Regions from separate parts of the Homo sapiens genome. Here all the other regions are linked to region 1. Evidence: read pairs that join two places in POLR2A ChIA-PET (ENCODE). Cell type or tissue: OCI-LY7. All regions are shown on one strand. Links, peaks and the distances in the headings refer to the core of each region. The heading gives the core; the rest is flanking DNA.

Region 1 (4,992 bases), core at 1,692-4,191:
CTGATCTTTAGCCAATGACCCCAGAAGAATTAAGGAAGAAGTAGTGAGTTCTAACAATACACATAGACTTTGAAGCTAGAGTTCTAGGGTGACCAGTTGTCTCCATTTGTCCTGGAACTGTCTTGATTTTAGTACTGAAAGTCCCACAGCCCAGAAAACCCAACAATCCTGGACAAATCAGGACTGTTGATCGCCTTGTCTAGGTTTCGATTCTAGCTCCACCACTTATCAGCTATGTAACCTTGAACAAGTTACTTGACCATATCTCCATTTCTCCATGTGTAAGATAGGGAGAAAAATAGTACCTGTCTCATAGGGTTGTTATGAAGATTAATGAATATTTGCAAAGTGCTTAGAACAGTGCTTACGAAGAGCTCTATAAGTGTTGGTTAAAATAAATTATGTTAAACTTTGTTGAGTCTCATTGTCATTATTTATAACCAGTCTGTAACACAAAGCAATGAACACTCTTAAACTGTATGACTGTGCCGGTTGAGACACAAGACAGTTATCTGGTAACTCAATATGCTATGAAATCAGGGCTGGAGGCCAGCAATCCTTTTGCCCCAGTTCAGCCCACCCTGCCCTGTGTAACTCAGCCAAGCTTCTGATCCTTGCTGGTTCACACCTCTTGCCCTAACTGACTGACACATAGTAGGCTCCCAATAAACATTTATTAAATGAATGCATAACTTTTTCTCACACAGGCCTATCCAGGATTGGTGGAAGCAGTTTGTATTTTTTTGCTTTCTGTTATTCTTTGCAAAGGAATGTGGCTAAGTTTTCGAGGTACTACTTACCTATGATGAGATTTCCTGAGACTATAAAATGAAGCAACAGCAGAGAAGAGAGAAGGCTTCTCTTCTTTGGCAGTTATTTATGGCCCTGGATCTGTGGGTAGCCTGAACACAGAAATGCATATCTTAGTCATAAATTGGTCAGCATTCTGGAAATCTGAAGCCTTGAGATATTAGTAGGTTGGCTTTCAAGCTGCTTCTGCAGAGGTCTGCACAGAAATTCACATGTACACACTCAGTCACTTCCCTGCCTGCCTGTGCACCCTGGCCTGTATTCTGGGAACCTGCCAGGACACACAGGCCTGTCTGCCTGCAGGGTTCCACCCCAGCTGAGTCCTGAGTCAATGGTGGGGCTGGTAGCTGAACCACAGACCTCAAGATGCTCAGGCAAGCCCTGCAAAAGTCTCTGTTCCTGCACTGCATAACAAGCTTCATAGGTTTTTTTGGCTAAAAGGTATTTAAATGGAATCATTTTTTTCCATATTACTTTGAAAAGTTTATTTCATCAACCATGAAAATGTTTAATCATATTATTGGAGGTTTTAAGAAAACTCACCATGTTGAAGACGTTTCTTTTTTACTCATTTGAGGTAAAGAACACAATGATATTTAACTTTCCTCAAGGGGCACAGCAACTTAGACTTGAGATGAGCAATGCTTTAGGAATCACAGGGCATGAATGAGCCAAACAAGGAAAGAAAAGTCTACCCCTGACAGACTCAGGGGTCTACCCACTGAGTACCCCCGCGCCAGTGTAAAGTAATGTGTTGGGTTCAGTTTGAGTGATGGGTCTAATAAAATAGATTGGGGCCCACTGCCTAGCCAGCTTGCAAAGCCACTGATGCTCCACTAGGAGAGCACGTACCATGTTTGCTCCCCAAAGCTGACTCGTTCTAGAACTAGCACAGCCCTTCCCCCAGAGAGCCACATTCCCTTTAGGGGGCAGACATTTGGATAGAAAAGCCGTAGGAACACCTAGAAGGCTGGGTCTGGGGAGCTGGCCTCCAGCCTCTCCTTTCATCCAGCAGAAAGCACCTCTCTCTGACAGTTTTCACCCCCATCAACAAAATCAGACTGCTCTAAGCTGCAGTCCCGGGCAGGCCTGCCCTAACACCTTCTAGCAGGCCTAGGGAAGAGTATAAATGGAGGTCTGCCTAGCACAGGTCTAGATTTGTAAAAGTTACACAGAAGCTCACAAATCATTAAATATGCTTGCTCCTCTATATTGATAAATATATCCAGAAGGCTGAGGACCCATTTAGAATTCAGACTCCTCACAGTTCTGCAGCAGAACGTCAGAGCTTCTGGAAAACTGGATGCTATCACTTAGGTCCCAGCCTATGACCCATCCTCCTGTCCTTTCCTCCCTGGCTCTGTCCAACATCAGTTCTCACTTCCATGAACTGCCCACACAGTTCCTCCCACGCACTGCCCACACAGACTGCCTTGGCCACCCCTTGATGGAATACACTAGATTGCACCTGGGTGTGGGAGGGCCTTGGCTGTTTGGGTAGCCACCGAGGGGCAGTCTAGGGGGCAGTGCAGGCAGGCCGAGGGAAGCCGAGCTGAATCCCCTAAAGAACAGGGCCCAGGCTGGGACTCATGCCTGGGCCGTTAGCACCAAAAAGCAGATCCAAGGCAAACAACCAGCAAAGGCGAGGAAAAGGTCAGGACTGCTGAGTTTCTTGGTGATGGGGCAACTTTTGTTTGCGTGAACTGGGAGGAGGTAGGGAGAGGATGGGAAAGGGGAACCAAAAGGTCTGAGTGATGCGCCACCCAAGGGGTGAGAGTGAAAGAAGCCGAGCATTTGCCTTCAAGATGAATCAGGGTCAACTATTTGGGAGTTGGCGTGGACTGAAAATGGTGGATCAAAATTTATCTCTGGAGATATCCCCTGCCTTTCCCAAACACAATGTCAAAGAAAGGTCAGACATTAAAGTAACCACAAGGAACCTAAAAATATGGTCTTCATAGCTGTAAGACTTTGAAGAGCTTTTCTTTTTAAATGAAGGGGGATGGGAGTGGCATCTTAATCAAGCAGCCTTTCGAAGTCCTAACGGTTTTCAGGTTTTCTCAAGACCTTCCTATAAAACCAAAAGACACAGATGAATTTATTTTACAAATTTAAGCACATATGGGAGAAAAACAGCACAAAAAGCCTGAGGTTTGGTGACAAAAAGAAATCAAGAACAAAGTAGCAGGAGAGAAGTCTTTTAGAGTTTTTCAGACAAAGAGGAACTGGCCGAACATGATGCAGAGAGGAAGGCGGTCTCAGAGCAGCCTCTTGAGACTCTATAATGCAAACATTCTGTTTATTTAACAACTTTGTTCCCAGAAGTTCAAATTCTCACTCTGCCTACATTCAATTCTGTCCGTATTCTACAAGGCAACTGGTATTTCTTCACACCTCTTGCCCTGCTGGGAGAATCACAAAAGACCCGTCCTCTCTCTTCTCTGTGCCCTGGATCTTGTAGCCATATCCAGTAGGGTTTTGAGACCTGGGGAGGATAGACGACTATGAGAATGAGATCAATAAAGCAGCCAGGCTTGGGTGTGGAGGTTAACAGAGTGTGAGGGGATTGAAGGAAGAGACAAAAATTACTTTTGTCACCAATGAGAAGTTTTAGACTCCAAGAGGTTTAATAACTTGTCCTAAAGCAAGCGTGGAAGCCAGAAAGTCTGCAGACCCCCAAATGCCAAACCCTGCTCCACGCAGCAGGATCCAAGCACAGCCCAGTTACCCTCATCCCCGCACAGGGCAGAGAACCAGAGCACAGAAGATGACAATACCCAGAGGAAATCTGAAAAGCAGCATGAAGGTAATTACAGATTGGAAGGAAACTTATTCCAAAGACTTAGAGCTATATAACCTGGCCCAGCGACTGCATTGCTAAAAGGAAACACAATAGTGGTGGATATGAAATGAACATTCAAAAGGCATAAACAAAGGCTTAGGCTACTCCAAGGGAAACATAAATTCAGTGATGTGATGGAAAATATAGGCTTGATTTGAGGAGAATTACTATATTGGGAAGATCTATTAATCTGTTGATAGTCTCTCAAAGAAAGTGATGGCAGCTTGCTAGCTTGCTTCATTTAAAGTCAGTCTGTATGAGGAGCTGGAAAATACATTTCGGGGAGCGGGACTGAGCAGCGGGAGAGGGATGGGTTGCCCTCATAAATCTTGTTCATTTTTCATCTTGATGATTTTTCTCTCCCGTTTCCTCCCATTCTCTTTGTATTCTCATCCAAATGCCCCTCAGAACAACAAAATCCTCTCCCATGGAAATTTCTTCCTAGGCTAAGGGAAGGGAGGTGCTGCCCCATGGACTGGGATTGTGAGTGGGGTGGATAATTGGTCTGTTTCACTCAGGTCCTGCAAGGCCAACAAAAGGGGGGTTTGCCCCATGGGTTATCTTCCTCTGCTGGCCTGGCTTCTCTGTGCTCAAGTGGGGCCTGTGTCTCCCCTGCTTGGTACCCAAGGACTAAACCTTTAAGATGCCAGCTCTTAAAATCAGGAGTCGAAACCCCAGTACAGAGGGCTGAGATGATCCAGGTGAGCTAAGACACCTTTTCAGCTCTGGTCAGGAGACTGAGCGACAGCCTTTCACACCCTTACAGCAGGAGTGTGACAATTTCCCTAATGCTTTTTCAAGGGCTTTCATTTTTATCCAAATAGCTTCTAGCATTGCCAAGTAAAAGGAGAGGTGTTGCTATTGTCCAAACTATAAGCGAACAGCACAGTCTTATGTGAATCCAATTGAACGAGAGTTTTGCTGGAAGGTCCAAATAGCAAACCACTTTTTCCAGATGTCACAAAGCCTGAGGTCTGTGTGAAGGAAAACGCAGTGCTCTGGACTTTTCATCTGGTATATCTGTGGAAAGACCCCTTAAAGAAAATGTTTACTTCACACTCAAGCTGCTCTGAGCTCTGAGGGTGCCCCAACAGCCCCTTGATTTAGTATTTCAGAAACACACTCTTGTGTGAGAGGCGAAATTATCCTGGGAAAAAATGGGACTTGGACCCTAGGTTTTATTTGCTGAAATAAAGATTGCAGAAATAGATAGGGACAGAGAAAATGGTTTTGAAATATGTTCCTTGTTATAACCCTGTTGCCAGCACTTAAATAAAAGGGGGTTTAAAGAAGTAAATCCCTGCTCGGCATCCCAGGGGAGCAATTCTGTCTTAGGGATC
Region 2 (4,992 bases), core at 1,252-3,751, 200 kb before region 1:
TGTCCCAACCCCAGGTGCCCATTGAATATGGGTTTTCTCCAAATGATTTGATGTCACACCTGCGTAAGTTACTCCTCAGCTTAAGTCAGCAGGAAGGAACATTAACCCAGGCCATCTAGTAGATTATCCATTGGCAAACTCAGGCTTCACAGGACCAACAGTCATGGCACTTCCATAGGGCATGACGTAAGCTGAGGGGTTGTCTCTTCTCCTTATATAAGCAGCCCAAGTAAAAGCCCAATTATGTTAAATCTAGAGAAGAACAAGAAGTCCCCAGACTCTCTTCAGTAAGAAAAAACTAATTTGCACATCTGAAGACAGCTAGTTTCAGGTTGATAACTGACAGCTCTAGGGAAGAACAGTTCACTCAGAGCTGCAGGACAGGTTCCAATATGAATCGCTTACTTTTATAAAGCACTTAACTGTTCACACAGATGCAGGGAAGGAGATTGATCACTCCACTACAGATCAGAGAAAGAACCCAGATGGTCCGAGCAGCTTGTCTAAGGTCACCGCTAGGGAGAAGTGGCAGGTCAGGGATGGGAGTCCATGCTTTCAAATGCAGCGGCCATGCAATCTCTCTGTGAGTGTCTCCAGGACAGGTTGCCATTTGTGCCCATAGAAAATGCACTTGAACACTTCTCCTGAGTGTGACATGCTCTGTGGAGGGAAATGTCCATTATCTGGGGGCACAAACATCTTTCTTGGAGAATAATGTGATCGAAAATTCCCATTGCTTCTCCTCCCTTGAGATGGAAACAAGTTGGGGAGAGGTATGCAGTGAACAATTCAGAAGAACCAATAACCAAGCTAAGTTAAGGCAGATATGCAGATGGAATTCCAGTAGGTTTGATTTCCACATGAGATGCCCAGCTGCATTTTTCCATCACTTTTTATGGGCCTCTAAGGAGCTGTGAAAAATACCTGGTCTGTAGGGACCAATGTTCTGAAGTAAGCAGCTAGGAAAAAATCCTTCTTTAATATGTCTTGAAGTGAATTCATGATTGCACCAGAAATATATCTTAATACAACATGAGCACATCAATAACCCAAAAAGCAGAAGTGCTTCCAAAGCACTTCAAGTGGACGTTTGATTAACATCTCACAGCTCTAGACATTTGGAAACTCTCTGCATCCAGGTTGCACAGAAATCCATGTGCCTGGCAAAACACAGGGGGCGGGTCGCTGAACTGAAGCTAGAGCTTACGGCTTTGCAAGAGCAAGGGTTGGCAACCTCTTAAAAACAGGGAGTGGTAAGTCTGTGATCTTTGTTCTGGCAGAGCAGTCACAGCACAGGCCTAGAGGGCCTGGCCATATCTCTATATGTGTTCCTTTGGGCGTGGTATGGGCCAGCATGGGGAGAGCCTATGGCAGGGATCAGGGACTGATGGCTGGGGATGGGTGTGTAAAAAAGTGTCTGTTGCTGGAGTAAATTTCAGAGGACTCACCTCAGCTCACCAGTACGTCTCCAGCACTTTGTGTTGAATTTGTGAGCACCTATTTTCTTTATGTTTTACATTCCTGCTACCTGTTTGTGGCAGAGACGCTATTGGCCATCAATCCATCAGCTATAGCCTGTACTTTCTTTTGCTCACAGGACTTCACTGCAGTCACCCTCCTCTGAGAGGTTGTATCGGCTGGGTCCCTCCCCATACTAGGGAGGGAAGCTCCACTGGTCTAAGCTAATCATAGTGGTGTCATTCTAAGTGAATGAAACTACAGAATAATTATAACTTGGAGTGAGATGGTTTGGGGATCAACAAGGCTTCCAGTTGGCCAGAGGGTGGACTCTGTGTAAGATTATGTGTAAGATGACGTAACCTGAAAATATAGATTAGAATCAAGCTATTGGGGTACTTTGAATGATAGGCCAGGAAGTTTAGATTTTGTTCATGTCATTGTTTGGTTCAGATAGTTTATTTGGAAGGCCATCTCTGGGGGCACAAAAGGGAAGAAGTAGGGGAAGTGAGATAGGGAAGGGAGAAACCAATGAAACATTTGTTAAATGAGTGATTTGCTGCTGTGAGCAATGGGAGCTCAGCCCTGCTGGGCCCCCTGAGAAATGGAGAAACACACTTTAGAATCCATCTACCGGAGATAAGGAGACTGAGGAATTCAGCAAGTGATTCCCAACCCCTATTGGTTGAGGTTGCCCTCAGCAGTGTTGACTTTTCCCAACTTCTGGGTTATACCTTTTGTAAAACAAGCTCCCTTGATGCTGGAGAAAACTTTTAGGAAGAATAGAAAAGAGACACACGCCTTTGAAGTGGGAAACTGTCTTGGGAGCTCATGTTGTAGGTGAACGCAGGCTGAGGGGAGGTGGACCCAGGCACCAACAGCATCTGCTACATTCAGTAATTAATGGAAGACACAGAAAATGTTTGAATAGGTAAAGGACATGATTAGAAGTTATCCTGAAGAGTTTTTTTTTTTTTTTTCTGTAGACAGTGTATATGATGGGTGGGAATTCACATTTTTATTCAAAAGACAATTTTGAGTCCTGTGCAATATGCTAGGAATATGGTAAGGAATAAATCTTCTGACTTCAAGAAGCTCACTATATGGAAACTAGGGCTATTTTGTAGAAGATGAGGAGGCTGTGCTAATGGTCAAGTGTGAAATAATGAGGAAGCAAATTAAAGCCATGGCAAGGGAAGGCAGAAAGGATAAAATGGTTGGAGATAAAATTGCAGAGATCAAATGAAGAGGTCGCAATAGCTTCTTGGACAAGGAGGTTGAGAGTGAGGGAGAATTCATAGATGACTAAAGTTTTGGTTATGGCTATTTGAGAATATCACACTGCCAACAACAGAATCTTAGATGCTGAGAAAAGAGCTATATTGGAGGATGGCACAGAGGCTGGGAAAATGATTACCATGGCAAAGACACAACATATGCACATGTCTGATTTCCGTTAGCCATTTATTGGAAATGGCTTTTGTTTCAGGAACCATGCCAGTCACTGTACTAAAGTCTAGTTACAAAGACTAATGAAAAATGATTTTTATTCTCAAGGGACTTACAGACCCTTTGTGAGGGAGGTGGTTTTCTAGATATGTGAGGAGTCATGATCAGACCACTAACGGAGGGAAGAGAGTGTTAAGAAAGGCTTCTTGAAATATATGACATTTGAGCCAAGTTTTTTGGGGGTATGGGGGAAAGAGATAGATGAAATGCTTTTATTCTAGAGGGCAGCCACTATGCATATAAATAAAACCACAGTTTGAATACATATGGAGAAGGACATACTAAATGTTCAAAGATATTCATGGCTTACAGAGCCTAAAAGTGTAGTGGGCTCTTGGCATCAAATTTCAAGATTTTCTGACTTCTAACATAAAATCTTAAAATCAAAGCCATCTATTTTTTAATCTCACAAATATTTGCAAATAAAACAATTCAGTAGAATTTTTTTTTATTTGTTCTATTTCATCTAAGGCAAAATCTTGTCAAAATTATCACAACTTCCTAGTGTTCTGAGCTGAGATGCGAAGGACAGATAGGAGTCTTCCCGGCAAAGACAGGCGTGGTCTAGATCATGGTTGCTATTGATAATTTATGCCACAGATGATAAGGAGCCATAAAAAGGGCTCCAGGTAGGGGAGTGTCACCATCAAATGTGTGTTTTAGGAAGATCCACGAGGCAGTGATGTGGGGAACAAGGGACTGAGGCAGGAAGACCATTTGCAGATGCTCTAGAGCAGCCGTTTTCAAAGTGTCTAGGGATGTTGGCGGTGCTCAAGATCTTCCTGGAGGTCCAGGAGTTCAAAACTATTTTCACAGTTACTAAGATGGTATTTGCTTTTTCACTTTCATTCTCTTACTGGTATACAGTGGAGTTTTCCAGAGGCGAAGTGACATGTGATGACAGCATTTCTCTGATGGCTGGTCAAATGTGCTTCGCTATTTTTGTGTGTTTTAAACATTCCTTTCTACTTTCTAGTTAATTTCTAAAGTGGCCTATGTCCAATATGGTAAATATTGATTGGTACAACCCTCATGAACAAAAGCACTTTGAGATTCTCAACAATTACTGAGTGTATAGAGGTTTTAGTACCAACAAGTCTGAGAACCACTGCTTTATAGATATTTACCAACTTGATTTAGAAAAATAGCCATTTAAGGAAGGCAGGCAGAAATTCTCCAGTTATTTGGGTAAGAAAATGCAGGCAGAAAATCAGAACATGTTTGATTGATTGCTTGAGCAAACCCAAGGATAGATGGACAGATGGATGGATTGGGAACTCATCTGAAGAAAGCCAGTGTTTGAGTGCTGGCTCTGGGAGGGAGGAATGGAAACCTATCTGGCAGAACAGGGGAAACGAGCGGAGACAGGAAGGCGAGATATCACACTTACTGACTCCCAGCCTGTTCTCTGCCTGGCCACAGACTCTGATTGCCCCTTCTGCATTTGCACACTCACAGATTCCATCTCTGTGAGATTGACCACAGGCCTTCTCCACCTCCCTCTGCCCTGTGCCGTACCTCGTTTCTGTGGGAACCCTTTTGGGAAAGGACCAATGATGACTTTACTTTTTGGACTGAGTTTATTTCACTTCAGCAACTATGTAGCCTGAGGATGGTATTCTCCCTCCACCCCAATTCCACATAAGGCAAATGACTGCATTCTCACAGAGGCAAAGAGCACATATATTTCTCCAGAAACGTAGTAATTGTTAAAGCTGGTTTTATGAGGGCTCCTTAGCTGTAATCTGATTCCCACATGATAATGTGTTGCAAATTACTAGTAAATGCTGTTTTCAGAAGTCTGCAAACTGATATTTGCTCTCAACAAATGAGTCGTTAGTAAAAAACAAAATGACCCTTCACATTCGTGAATGCCAATAAATCCAGGTTTTAAATCAAAAAGTCCTTGGTGAAATACATTTGGTGGACTCAATTTGCTACAACGCACAGAGCAGTAATCTGTGGCATGCAGAAACTGCTATCTAGGAATGATTCAGACAGAGGTGTTTTTACTCCTAGGGTGAA
Region 3 (4,992 bases), core at 1,672-4,171, 280 kb before region 1:
TTTGCAAATTCCAACATCTGAACCAGCTTGGAGTCAAATTCTATATAGATTGCCTTTATTTTCTTAGTATGGTCACACTTTTCTGTTTCTATGCATGTTCAGTATTTTTTGTTTAGAGACTGGACATTGTATTTAATACAGTGTGGTAACTGGATTTTGCGATGTTCTTCTGAGGATGACAGGTTTTTATTCTATGAGACAGTTGATGTGTGTGAATTCCAGCTGCTAACTTTCCTCTTTCACATGCGCTGCTGAGACTGTGCTCAGTTCTCAGGGTGCTCCTTTGCTGCTCTCTGGACTTGCCACTGCATTATTTGTCAGTCAGTCATGTCTTTGGGCATAGACAGGGCTCAGCCTCTCAGTGGTTTCTTTGTTTCTAGGTATCCCCCTCGTTTCCAGCTGCTCTGCTGTTCTTTATTCTTTATTCTGTTCTCTATTTTTCAGGGCCATAATGATTCACCTTCCTGCAGCCCAAGTTGTTGCATGGTTGGGAATGTGCTTAGAGAAAGAAAAGAAAAGGAAAGGGAAGGGAGAAGGGATGGAGGGAAGGAAGGAAGGAAGAAAGGAAGGAGGGAGAAAGGAAAGAAAGAAAGGAAGGAAGGAAGAAAGAAAGAAGCAGGAAGGAAGAAAGGAAAAGAAAAGAGAAGAGGAGAAAAGAAAAGAAAGGAAAGGAAAGGAAAAGAAAAGAAGGGAAAGGAAAGGAAAAGCAAAGAAAGGAAAAGGAAAAGAAAAGAAAAGAAAAAAGAAAAGAAGAGACAGCGAAGCCATAGATCTGGCCTCATGTAATTTTGTCTTTCAGGACTAGACTTTTTTCTGCATGCTTATTTTGTGGGCCACTAGGGTCTCCTCCATGCCTTTGGAGTTTGGCTGTTAGTCAGGGATTTGGGCAGAGTTTATGTTTAGAACTTGTGTTTCACTTTTTCCCTTACTCTTTCCCTGCCAGGATTGTCCCTTTAAATTTCCAGCTGCTTTTCCACCCCTCAACTCTTATCTCTGGCACCTTTAACTAATAAAGATGTGGTTTTCTTCCACAATTTTCTGTAGCCGTAGACACAGGGATTGGGCCATGCCCTTGGGCCAGAAAGCCACAAACTCATTTTACCCCTTCTAATTGCAGGTTTTTGTACTTAAACTCTCCTGCAGCTTCAGTCAGATCCAGTTTTAAGACAGACTCACTGTCTTAAAATTTTTTTATTTTATTTTACCCAGTTTTTATAAATGTTATTTGAAGGGTGGGTTCATGTGACCCACCCTGTTTACTCCTCTGCTATTACTAGCAGTAGCGATTGGTAACTATCTTCTTGTACCATTTAAAAAATATAATTGGAATCATTGTATACAAGTTCTGTGACTTTTAAAAAATACATTATACCTAGACAATTTTTCCATGTCAGTATGGTAAGTCCTCACTTAACATCGTGGATAGATTCTTAGAAACTGCCTGTGACTTTAAGGAAACCAATGTGTAATGAAACTAATTTTACCAGAGGCTGATTGATATAAATAAGAGTTAAGTTTCTATGGCATATTTCTGGTCAGAAAAACCAACAAACTTCTAAATAAAGACCAAAACACTTTCCATATTAAAATTTGAAATAAAGGTAAACGATATACACATTTAAGAAAGATTAATAAAAGCAAGCTAATTATATTATTTACCTGCTTATTCCATTTTACGGTCCAGACTGGCTGGAGCCTCTCCAGGCAGCGCAGAGTCAAGGCAGGAACCAGCCCTGGACAGGACACCATCCCATTGCAGGATGCACTGTCATACACCCATACTCACCCAGACCGGGACACTTCAGACACGCCAACTCACCTAATGCGCGGCTCTCTGGGAGGTGAGAGGAAACTGGAGTACCCAGGGAAAACCCGTGCAGACATGGGCAGAATGTGCAAACTCCACGTGGTCAGTGGTCCCAGCCAGGAAGTGATTTCTTTTTTTCCTCATCAACATGATAACAAAACAATGTTGAACAAAATGGCATTATTTGAGGACCTGCTGTACTTACATTGTTCTTTTTAATGGTTTCAGTGTATTTCTTAGTATGATATACTCTAAATTATTTATTCATCCCTCTAATTATGTAGATGAGGCTAAAGAAATGAGCTTAACAAAATAAATTATCAAATGACCAAGGTTTAAACCAATTAATAGTTTGGCATTTACATAATATAAAGCTGACTCTTGAGCAACATGAGTTTGAACTGCATGGGTTCACTTATGTGCGGAGTTTTCTGTCTTTTCTTTTTCTTTTTCTTATTTATGTATTTTTTTTTTTTTTTTTGAAGTCTCACTCTGTCGCTCAGGCGGGAGTGCAGTGGTGCGATCTTGGCTCACGTCAACCTCTGCCTCCCATATTCAAGCGATTCTCCTGCCTCAGCCTCCTGAGTAGCTGGGATTATAGGCGCCTGCCACCACGTCCAGCTAATTTTTGTATTTTTAGTAGAAACGGGGTTTCACCATGTTGGCCAGGCTGGTCTCGAACTCCTGACCTCAAATGATCGGCCCGCCTCAGCCTCCCAAAGTGTTGGGATTACAAGCGTGAGCCACTGCACCCGGCCATGTGTGGATTTTTCAACCAAACCTGGATCAAAAATACAGTATTCCCAAGTATATAAAGAGGGCCGGCTTTTCCTGTACTTGGATTCTGCAGGGCCCCTGCAGGACTTGAGTATGCTTGGATTTTGGCATATGTGGACGTTCTGGAACCAATCCCCTAATGATACAGAGGGACAACTGTACTGACAACAAATACACACAGCATGCCTAGATATACCCATGCCTGTGTTTGTATATGAAATATAGCTTCGTTGTCAAAAGGATGGGCTTTTTGTACCCAAATCAATTGCTTCTCAACGGATCCTGTTGTCTTTCTGTTTCCTAGGGCTGCTCCTGTGCCATGAGGAGTAAGGGAGATGGCTCACAGCTGGTCTCTACACATGTTAGCTATTTGCCTTATTACACTCACAGATAGGGCAGCTTAGAGTGCAGTAAGTTTCTCTATTCTACATCATTTCTTTGCCACATACACCTATGTCTTTTTCTTCTTTTAGCAATGACTATTACTTTTCTCTGATACCTCTTTAAGCTATATAATGCCGAACATTCTATCTTAAGCAAAATACTTAGCCACACATCTTTAAAACCGCAAAGACCTACTAAAATTTTAAGCTGTCACTAAAATTTTGTAACTAAATGCACCTCATATCCCTACAGATCCAACATGCCATAATATCAACATCCCTGAAGCTGAAATTTGTGCCATACTCCCATGGTGCTTTCAAAGTTCCTGGGGCGGTTAAAAGGCCCTGCAGCTGTTGTTTTCATTAGCACCTGAAGTGCATAGGAGGTGCTCTGACAGTATTTGTCAATCATCATCTACTGCCTCAAAATGATGCCAAACACAAACTTTCCCACAAAGGAAATTGTGTCAAAGTTAATTCTTCAACAGTAGCTCTTAATGCACCAAAGAAAATTTACTTGTATTCAGCTTATCTTCTTTTGAATGTCATGAGTGATATATAATTTGATTTAAAAAATTGCTTCTCCCCATTCTACTTTTTCTTTTTGTTTTTTTGAGGGGAGGTTTTATTATTATTATTATTATTGTGAAAAAACACATAACATAAAATTTAACATCTTAACCTTTTTTTTTGTTTTTTTGAGACGGAGTCTCACTGTGTTGCCTAGGCTGGAGTGCAGTGGCGCCATCTCTGCTCACTTCCACCTCCGACTCCTGGGTTCAAGTGATTCTCCTGCCTCAGCCTCCCAAGTAGCTGGGATTACAGGCGTGCGCCACCACGCCCAGCTAATTTTTGTATTTTTAGTAGAGATGGAGTTTTGCCATGTTGGCCAGGCTGGTCTTGAACTCCTGATCTCAAATGATCTGCCCACCTCAGCCTCCCAAAGTGCTGGGATTAAAGGCATAAGCCACCACACCCGGCCCATCTTAACCATTTTTAAGTGGCATTAAGTACATTCACATTGTCGTGAAACAGATCTCCAGAACTTTTTTATCTCGCAAAACTGAAACTCTATGCCCATTTAAAAAATCCTCATTTTCTTTTGCTTCCAGCCCCAGGTAATCACCATTCTGCTTTCTGTCTCTATGAATTTGACTACTTTAGATACCTCATGTAAGCAGAATCACAGTATTTGTCTTTTTGTTAACTGGCTTATTTTACTTAGCATAATGTCCTCATGGTTCATCTATGTTGCAGTATGTGACAGAACTTTCTTACTTTTTAAGGCTGAATAATATTCCATTTTATGAATTTACTACATTTTGTTTATCCATTCATGTCAATGGACATTTGTGTTGCTTGTAGCTCTTGACTATAGAGAATCATGCTGCTCTGAACATGAATGTACAAATATCTTTTCAATATACTGACTTCAAATTATTTGGATATATATCCAGAAGTGGAATTGCTGGATCATATGGTAGTTCTATTTTTAATATTTTGAGGAACCTCTATACTGTTTTCCATAGCAGTTGCACAATTTTACAGTCCCACCAATTGTGCATAAGGGTTCCAATTTCTCCACCTCCTCATCAACACTCGGTATTTTATGTTTATTGTTTTTTTTTTTTTTAGAGTAACCATCCTAAGAGTGTGAGATAATATCTCATTGTAGTTTTGATTTGCATTTCTCTGATAAATAGTAACATTGAGCAGCTTTTCATACGCTTGTTGACCATTTGTATCTCTTTGGAGAAAGGCTTATTTAATTCATTTGCCTATTTTTTAATTGGTTCATTTGATTTTTTGTGGTTGAGTTGTAGAAGTTTTTATGTATTCTGGATATTAACCCCTTATCACATATATGATTTGCAAATATTTTCTTCCATTCTGTAGGTTGCCTTGTCACTTTGTTGATTGCTTCCTTTGATGAACAAGAATTGTTTAAATTTGATATAATCCCATTCGTCTATTTTATCTTTTTTTGCCTGTGCTATTGGTGTTGTATTCAAGAAATCATTGCCA

What was found. ChIA-PET counts read pairs that join two places held together with the same protein. Peaks named below come from ENCODE experiments on the same cell type or tissue, not always from the same donor. Only the 100,000 strongest peaks of a DNase experiment are listed, where the experiment ranks them.
Region 2: POLR2A ChIA-PET joins it to region 1 with 6 read pairs; 2 of 35 experiments call an interaction of 5 or more read pairs at or near these places.
Region 3: POLR2A ChIA-PET joins it to region 1 with 5 read pairs; 2 of 35 experiments call an interaction of 5 or more read pairs at or near these places.

What each region holds. Positions count from the first base shown.
Region 1 is chr13:50,585,385-50,590,376 of GRCh38, reverse strand. No RefSeq gene overlaps it. Among named protein-coding and RNA genes, the nearest start is that of DLEU1-AS1, 60 kb to the right of the region's middle. In OCI-LY7, for the core only: no CTCF peak of the experiment used is centred there; a DNase peak (open chromatin) is centred at 3,056.
Region 2 is chr13:50,780,221-50,785,212 of GRCh38, reverse strand. It overlaps a transcript of DLEU7 not described here. Among named protein-coding and RNA genes, the nearest start is that of DLEU7-AS1, 25 kb to the left of the region's middle. In OCI-LY7, for the core only: no CTCF peak of the experiment used is centred there; no DNase peak of the experiment used is centred there.
Region 3 is chr13:50,863,054-50,868,045 of GRCh38, reverse strand. No RefSeq gene overlaps it. Among named protein-coding and RNA genes, the nearest start is that of DLEU7, 22 kb to the right of the region's middle. In OCI-LY7, for the core only: no CTCF peak of the experiment used is centred there; no DNase peak of the experiment used is centred there.